Linked DNA regions of Homo sapiens: region 1 is linked to region 2. A link is an interaction called in ENCODE POLR2A ChIA-PET data of the cell type or tissue named here. Cell type or tissue: A673. All regions are shown on one strand. Each heading gives the region's core, and the rest is flanking DNA. Links, peaks and the distances in the headings are about the cores only.

The links. Peaks named below come from ENCODE experiments on the same cell type or tissue, not always from the same donor. Only the 100,000 strongest peaks of a DNase experiment are listed, where the experiment ranks them.
Region 1: POLR2A ChIA-PET joins it to region 2 with 5 read pairs; 2 of 35 experiments call an interaction of 5 or more read pairs at or near these places.

Annotation. Positions count from the first base shown.
Region 1 is chr5:96,526,990-96,531,392 of GRCh38, reverse strand. All of the region lies in intron 4 of LOC101929710 (a long non-coding RNA gene), which reads right to left. It also overlaps a transcript of CAST not described here. Among named protein-coding and RNA genes, the nearest start is that of PCSK1, 96 kb to the right of the region's middle. In A673, for the core only: no CTCF peak of the experiment used is centred there; a DNase peak (open chromatin) is centred at 2,422.
Region 2 is chr5:96,710,449-96,714,851 of GRCh38, reverse strand. All of the region lies in intron 3 of CAST (calpastatin), which reads right to left. It overlaps LOC107986363 (a long non-coding RNA gene), which reads right to left. Exons shown (of 2, transcript XR_001742454.2): 1 at 2,379-4,403; 2 at 1-211. Among named protein-coding and RNA genes, the nearest start is that of CAST, 50 kb to the right of the region's middle. In A673, for the core only: no CTCF peak of the experiment used is centred there; no DNase peak of the experiment used is centred there.

The sequences.
Region 1 (4,403 bases), core at 255-4,254, 180 kb after region 2:
TATACCAACAGTTATGTTCATTCCCTTCCAATCAATCTCCCTGTTTCCAGCCCAAGTCTTGCTTCTATTCTTTCACCGGTGGCATGTTCTGGACTGCTCCAGGGCTGCACAGGACAGAATGGGTCTCTTCTTAAGCCTGCCACCCCTATGTGTTCTGTGAGCTGTGGCCTCCTCTGTCACACTCAATCACTCTTCCATCTGCTTTCCATCCTCTAGAAATCATTGACATGAAGCCATTGTGATGGCTTGTCTCCTGATGTCTTTGTTGTTGTGGTTTTTGTCTTTAAAAAAATTATTTGCAGTGGGGTGCAGTGACTCATGCCTGTAATCCCAGTACTTTGGGAAGCTAAGGCTAGCATATCACTTGAGCTCAGTAATTCCAGACCAGCCTGGGCAACATGGCAAAGCCCCATCTGTATACAAAATACAAAAATTATCTAGGCATGGTGGTGCATGCCTGTAGTACCAGCTACTAGGGAGGCTGAGGTGGCAGGATCACCTAAGCCCAGGGAGGTCAATGTTATAGTGAGCCAGGATTGTGCCACTGTACTCCAGCCTGGGAGACAGAGTAAGAGCCATTCTCAAGAGAAAATTTTTAAAAAAAGTTGCTATTTTTTGCTAGAGTCTTGGTATAGAAAGGGGAGAAATGCATGTGCTCATCATTCCACCATTCTGAACTGGTCCCTCTCTCCCTTCCTTTGGCTTCTCAAAGAAGCCGTTCCTCCAGTTTTTCTCCTCCTGGGCTGACTCTTCTGTGGGCTCCTACTTCTGCACTGATAGCTCAATATCTGAGTTTCTTCTCTGTACTCTTTTCCTGGGCAATCTTTCACTACATTGTTTTAAAGTGTTTATGGACATGCTAACAGGTCTCTACTGTGCATTGCCCTGACCTTATTTGTGGACTCCAGACTCTTTATCCAATTGCCTACTTGACATTTCCACTTCAATGTTTCATAGATATTTCAATTATTGGTTTCCAGTATCACCCTCTCCAATATAGTGCCTGTATTCAGGCTTCTCTAGCTCAGTAAAGGACTCTTTACCTCTGCAGGGTCTTTTCACATCCTGTTTCCTCTTCCTGGAATACTGTTTTCTTCTCTATTTGCATGGCTTCTCATCCTTCCTATGGTTCCACCTCCTTCTCCATTTACAAGCCTCCTCCCCAGAGAAGCCTTCCGTGATTACCCTACCTAAGGCTGCTCCCTTCCTCCCTCCCTCCCTCCCACGTTAGTCTGTCTCTTGACACTCTGTTATTAAACCTTATAGAACTTTACAAATTTGAAATTATTATGTTTATTTCTTTTTCTCTTTCTTATTAGATAGTGAGGTCCACTGCAGGTAGGAACTGTTTGGTCATATTTATCAGCTTTTCCAACACTAGCGTGGTGCTGGACACATAGGAAGAACTCACCAAATATATATAGAATGGCTGTATTCTTCCATTCTCACGGTTCTATGAAAAAACACCCAAGACTGGGTAATTTATAAATAAGAGAGGTTTAATTGACTCACAGTTCTGAATGGCTGGGAAGGCCTCAGGAAACTTACAATCATGGCAGAAGGCACCTCTCCACAGGGTGGCGAAAGACAGAATGAATGCCCAGCAAAGGGGAAGCCCCTCATAAAACCATTATATCTCGTGAGAACTGACTCACTATCACAAGGATATCACAGGATGGGGGAAACTGCCCCCACGATTCAGTTATCTCCATCTAGTCCCTCCCATGACACGTGGGGATTATTGGAACTACAATAAAGATGAGATCTGAGTGGAGATATAACCGAACCATATAAATGGGTCAAAATAAATAAATGCTGAAATCTCAAAAAGCTTATTTATAATCATCTGAAACTTGCCTTAAACAGGTCTCAAAAATACTGTAACAACTCATTGTATTGCTTATTTAATTTTTTAAACTGGAAGCCTAAACACGGCTCAATTAAAATGTACAATTTTTATCTATCAATTATACTGCAATAAGACTGGCAAACAAACAAAAAAGAAACCAAAAAAAAAAAACCCAATGATTATAATGCTTATGAACACAGCTTAGACCAGAAAACAATATGAGTACCTTTTAACTGGCATTTATCACTTCCTGAATGACTCCTAACAGTCTATAGGCTTATAGCTCCAACTAAATTTTCTCTTAGTTTCTTCCTTTTATCCTTACTTGACCCAACTTGATGAAATTAACAAGGTTTGTTTGATAAGAGCCACAAATACTCAGCTTAAAATGAATTATGAATCATGACACCACCTGAGAACACAGGAATAATAAAGAGGCAAGAGTTTCCTGCAAAACCCAGACAGCTCTCTGTATTTCACTCCTTTAAACCTGCCAAATAAATGTCACCAAATAGATCAGATGGATTGAGAAGATCTCACTGTCAGGAGGAGTCGTAGTCACCAGGTTTATGTCAATTGTCCTGCTACAGATTCTTGGCTTAATTCCCAACACTCACTTCTTCGGGGAAGAAACAGGGACAAAAACTGGATTATGCAGAGAAATACGACTTGAGAAATGACAGGCAGAATAAGATACTATTCATGACTGTGGATGTGATATTTTGTGTGGTCTAGTCATCACTACAAGAGCCTTCTATTATCTCCTGGTACTAGAAATAATCACTTGTGCCAACCTTACAAATGCTATTAGCTAATGTCTTACATGCTATAATTTTTGGTTTTAATGAAAACAATTCTCAGAAATTATCATAATACCCTATTTCTGATGTAGTAATAAGAGCTATTTCTGTGTAGTAATCAGATCTTGTCTTATCACATCCAAGGGAAAGCAACTGCTTGGGGTGGGCATCTATTCTTGTCCCCCACCATCTTGTGAGCCAACTGAAGCCTTTTCAGTATCCTCCTGCAGGCTGCTCCATCACATGGGGATATTGCTCACAGGAAATACTTACCTTGTAAGGCCTTCTTCTGGTCCTAGGGGAGGTGTAAATGCAAGTAGGAGGGGCCCAGTGGAAGGGGGGCCAATGGTTGCCTGGAGAGGTGACTATGACAGAGCCACAGGTGGGGAGGAAGTTGTGCTAATTAATTGGATCTGATTCTCTGAGTCCCTTGATCTAAGCCCAGGATGACACTGTCTCCCTCAACATGCTCTGGCTAAGCTTAAAAATGCTTTATTATGAATGAGGCTGAATGAGTTTGAGCTCTGAAGTCAGACCACCTAGATTTGAATACTAGCTCTGCCAATTCCTAGCTGTATGACTTTAACAAGTCATTTAGCCTCTCTGAATGTTAATATTCTCATCTGAAAATGTGCATAAACTTGGAATCTGTCCAAGAAACTTAATTGTCTTTGTGACAATGAAGTGAAAAACTTCTTAAAACTGTGGCAACATACAATGAATACTAAATAAATAGTATTAGTTGCTATGGACTTTATGGCTATCTTCCCATCATTCATCCCCTTTTCTCTTGGAAATGACGCCACTCTTGTTTGGGTTTGCATCCCTACCCCTAGAAGGTCTTTGTAAGTTTAAATGAAGCTCTACACACTCTTGGCTCAAAATGCCTCTGGTTCTAGTCATGGGGGCCCTGGCTCAAGCCCAGCTTAATCAGCATAGTCCCACCTCATGGCCATGGATATTGGCTCTAGAATGGGCTTGTGCTCAAATTTGGTTTGATGAGATTTAAGGTGATTGTTTGAGACTTCTGGGAAAGAAGTGTTCTTGCTTTTCTGAGAGGTTTCAGAAGGGCAGTGGCATTATTATTGTTGCTATTACTATTACATTATTAATTGTGTATTACTATTCTAGGTTTTCTTAACGATACTGACATTAGCTTGTATCACCTATGAGCCTGCTGTAGAGGGAGGAGTCAGAACTGCTCACAAAATAGACAGGGATTTACTGAACTTCTCCATGAGCAAAGGGAAGGGACAAATTCAGAATCTCCACAGGACACCCCACATTTAGGACCTTTGAGATCAGAGGGTGAAAGGAAAAAAAATCTTGGGACTCCAAACTCACTATGCTAACAGAAAACATTAAGCTTGGAAACTGAGTCATGCAAAAGCTGCCTTCTTTTTGTTCCTAAACAGATAGCTGGAGTGATAGAAGGCCACACATCTCCCCAGGTGGCCTCCCTCACAAGTTACTCACAAGGAAATTCCTCATTGGCCCCCTAAAACACAGTTCTGTTGAATCTCACCTTGATAATGTAAATGTGTAGCTTATCTTCACAGATACAGAATGAAGACAGACTAGAAATCATCCCTCCACCTACCCTGAGATAAATGTATATTTAACTCCTGTTCTCTATGCTTACTTTATCCTATGTAAAATGCAGATCTACTGAGCACCAGATGAATGTATAATTGACTGCTTCTCTCCCTGCTCCTTTCACAGGTAACATGTGGACTCAGTGAGTGCTAAGACAA
Region 2 (4,403 bases), core at 328-4,327:
TTTCATTGCTTTCCAAACTCTAGTTTTCCAGTGCTTTTTTATGGGATAATAATTTTGTAAGTAAGGAGAAGAGCTAGCCACACAGCCTAGGTCAGTCATCAAAGAATAGAAAAGCAGATTTCTTTCCTGAAGTTGTATTCATGTCTCTAGGGATTCCAGTTGCTTCTCTTGATGCATGAAATAATTCCAAATATGTCTAATCTCTGGCTGCCTAAGATAAAGCAAAACAGGGAAGTCAGGTCCAGAAAATGCAGCCTACTTTCTGCTTCTTGTCCCTCCCCTAGAGAAGGTTTCACAGGTGAGGATTTACATAAGCCTGTGAATCAAACAATTTCTGTTAACAGGCACTACAGGAGCCATGAGGAAGACTGTACTTGACTAGCCATGTGACTTGGAGCTCTTAATCTTTCTTGCGCACCTTTTCTTTATTTGTAAAAACTGTTGGCCTTGAGAATCCTGTAGTTCTGCAGTTCTAATATTATATGCTATACTTTAGTGAAGGGCATTAAATAATGTGCTTAAGGACAGATGTTCAATTGGGAAACACAGAGGTTAAGAGCATGAGCTCTGGAGTCCCATAGACCTGAGGCCTAATTCTGGTTGCACAACTACAGGCAGGCTGCTTAATCCTTCCAAATGTGAGGTTTTTAAATTCATTTAATGTATATAAAAAAAGATACCTACTTCATAAGCTAGCAGTGAGGATTAAATGAGGGTATGTATATAAAGTGCATGATTTGGTGCCTGGCACATGGTACATCAATAGACAGCAGTGATTTTTATTATTTTATGAATGCCAACAGCCTCGAAAGTTTCTTTGCTTGGCCTCAGAATGACAGAGTAATTCTGTGCTGACCACTGTGTTTTTTTTGTTTTTTTGGACAGAGTATTGCTCTGTCACCTAGCTGGAGTGCAGTAGCATGACCTTGGCTCACTGTAACCTCCGCCACCTGGGTTCAAGCAATTCTCCGGTCTCAGCCTCCCAAGTAGCTGGGACTACAGGTGTGCACCACCACACCCAGCTAATTTTTGTATTTTTAGTAGAGATGGGGTTTCACCATATTGGTCAGGCTGGTCTCAAACTCCTGACCTCAGGTGATCCACCCACCTCAGCCTCCCCGAAGTGCTGGGATTACAGGTGTGAGCCACCATGCCCAGCCTGAGCACTAATTTGAGAAGTTACACATTTCACATTAATCTTGCTTATCTTCCTCAAAGGAAAGAACCTGCAACATTATTTTACATTGTGGCATTTTCTTTGGATTCAAATGCATGGTTGCTTTAGGTCCATGTTCCAGTCAAATGAAGAGGAATCTTGGTAGCAAGAGCATATACCTGTAACAACCCTGACAGATTATGAGCTCATCTAAAGCATATATGGTTATTGATGATATGATTATGGTATAAGAATGAGAAATTCTGGCCAGGCACGGTGGCTCACACCTGCAATCCCAGCACTTCGGGAGGCTGAGGTGGGTGGATCACCAGGTCAGGAGATCGTGACCATCCTGGCTAACACAGTGAAACTCCGTCTCTACTAAAAATACAGAAAGTTAGCTGGGCATGGTGGCACGTGCCTGTAGTCCCAGCTACTCAGAAGGCTGAGACAAGAGAATCACTTGAACTCAGGAGGCAGAGGTTGCAATGAGCCAAGATTGCACCACTGCACTCCAGCTGGGTGACAGAGCAAGCCTCCATCTCAAAAAAAAAAAAAAAAAGAGAAATTCTGAGGTCTGCTGAACAATCATCCAGAAAGCCTTTCTACTTCCATAGTGCATTCATTCCTTAGGTGTAAACTGAACAGAGAGCAAGAAAAACATGAGAACTTTTATGTGCACTTACGCTGCAAAACCAACTGCAAGCCTCAATCTCCACAGAAATGAGAGACTCAAAATGTCTCTAACACAAAGTAGGGAGGAACATATGAGGATATCTTAAGACAGAGCCAAACATGAGGACTGAGAGATGGGCCTGGCAGCCAGCCCACCTTTCACTGAAGAATATTCTTAATTAAAAAGCCAACGTCATGAGAACTGTAACAAGGTTCTCTTATCCAAGCTGATTGTCAAATAACCAACATGAAAATGGGGAGTGAAATAAAATGTTATTCTGGAAACCACCTAAGAAGAACAAATTCACAAATGTATACTGACAGCAAGTTTAATTTTGCAAATATTAAAGAGGCAGTGTTGTATCAATCTTTGCAAATATTAAAGAGATGGTCGCTGGGCACAGTGGCTCATGCCTATAATCCCAGCACTTTGGGAGGCTCAGGTGGGAGGATTGATTGAGCCCAGGAGTTAGAGACCAGCCTGGGCAGCATAGTGAGACCCCATCTCTACAAAAGAATCAAATTAGCCAAGTATGGTAGCACACACCTGTGGTCCCAGGCCCTCAGGAGGCTGAGATGGGAAGACCACTTGAGCCTGGACATAAAGGCTGCAGTGGCCCGTGATTGCACCACTGCACTCCAGCCCAAGTGACAGAGCAAGACCCCAAGAGCCTGTTTCAAAAAAGAAAAGAAAAGAAAAAAAGTTGTGTCATGGTTAGAAGAATGGCTTTGGAGCCAGGCCACTTGAGTTTGAATCTCAGCTCTGCTAAATTGTGTGACCTTGAGCAAATTTCTAAACTGCTCCATGCCTGTTTCAGATAATGATACATTCCACTGCATTACATTCCACCTTCCCATCAGATAACAATTCAGTGGAATAGATAGAACACATTTTAAAGTAGGATTCATTTGAATTTGAAACTGCTGTAAATATATGAGCACTGCTGCTTATATTTCAATCTAAGCAAAAGTTTCCTATAGGGTAAGGGTGTCCTATTTCCTATAGGATAAGGGTGTTTTCAGTTATGTGCTATTTAATTTTACTATTAATTTTCACCATATTCCAAAATGGCTAATTTATTCCTTCTCTACTGCCCATATCAAATGTCCAAAGAAACTGCCAACTAAACTATTATCTCCTAATCCCAATCAGTGTACAATACTCTCTTTCAGACAAGTGGGAAACCTCACCCATTAGAATTTCAGCAGTCCTAAGATACTGCATATAACAAAAGAGCACAATATTGATTTCCAGTGTTTAAGTTTAGAAACAAATTCCCCTCTCAGTTATTTAAACTACTTAGATACAAACTACTGAACAGAGGATTTTGTAAGACTAGTCTGCTGAAAAGAATTTTAGAATCAAATAGAATCTTGCTATTTGTAGTGACCTAGGGTAAGTTATTTGAACTCTCTTGGCCCTCAGTCTCCTCATTTATAAAACTGTCAATACCTCCTTACCTAGTTGTAAAATATGCAACTCTTACAAGGAATAAATGAAATCTTATGTAAATCACTTAGCACAGTAGTTGTCCAATAAATTAATAAATGTTAAATTTATTTGTTTCTATTTATTTTCAAAATCTACATCCTGTAGAGTTTCTCTAAACTATATACGTGCTGCTAGACTGAATCCTGCCCCCAGAGCATTCCAGAATTTTTTTCAGATTATCAGCAATAGCTAGAATGTTCTTAGTTAACTTTTTCTTTGTTTTATATTGGTTGTCTTCCCAAGTTGAATGGTACCCAAATTTTCAGTTCATTGACCTATATATAGTAGGATATGGAGAAGTTACACATACATTGAGAAAATATGGTTTACTACTACTTCAACTGGAAATCAAGTGGTATTTCACAAAGATTTTAATTGAAAATATGGAGATCAGTGTTGATCACATTTAATCTTTGGAAACCTGTGAACAGGTATAAAAATATGATTGTCAGAAGGGCTGGAGAAGAAAACAATTCTAATTTTCTGGGCTAAGAATCCAGGCCTGCCACAATAACACTGTGAGAATAATTCAGCACACAATACTGCAATAATTAAAAGATTATTGAAACCAACAGAAGGCTCAAACTCAACAGCCAAGAGAGATTAAACCTCCATTTTTAAACTCTGAATATTCAGCAGAGGACAGACTTTTTTTTTTTTAAGTGATGTGGACCCATTAGGGCTAAAATCCCAAGTAAATATAATTAACTAATTGATTAAAAACTCAAGGTTAGAGTAAGATATCATGTGGAAGATATTTAGTTTTATAATATTGCTGGGGGAAAACAGGATCTCTAATTCTAATCATTGAAACTATATGTAGAATAGGCAGGAATTCATAACTATTTAAATATTTTAGGCTAAAAATGTTCATAATTATTGCTGGCAATGAATGTAATGTCAAGCCACTGGGCAATGTAACTGGCCAAGCATTAACACTGTAGCTCAGTGGTTCTTGACATAACGGGTAGAAATGGTCCTGGAAGAGAATTATTTATAGGCAGTAGTTAGAACAGTGGGAGAGGAAGGGGGACAATAGACACTTAGAAACATACAAAGGAAAAAGGGCAAGAAGAAGAG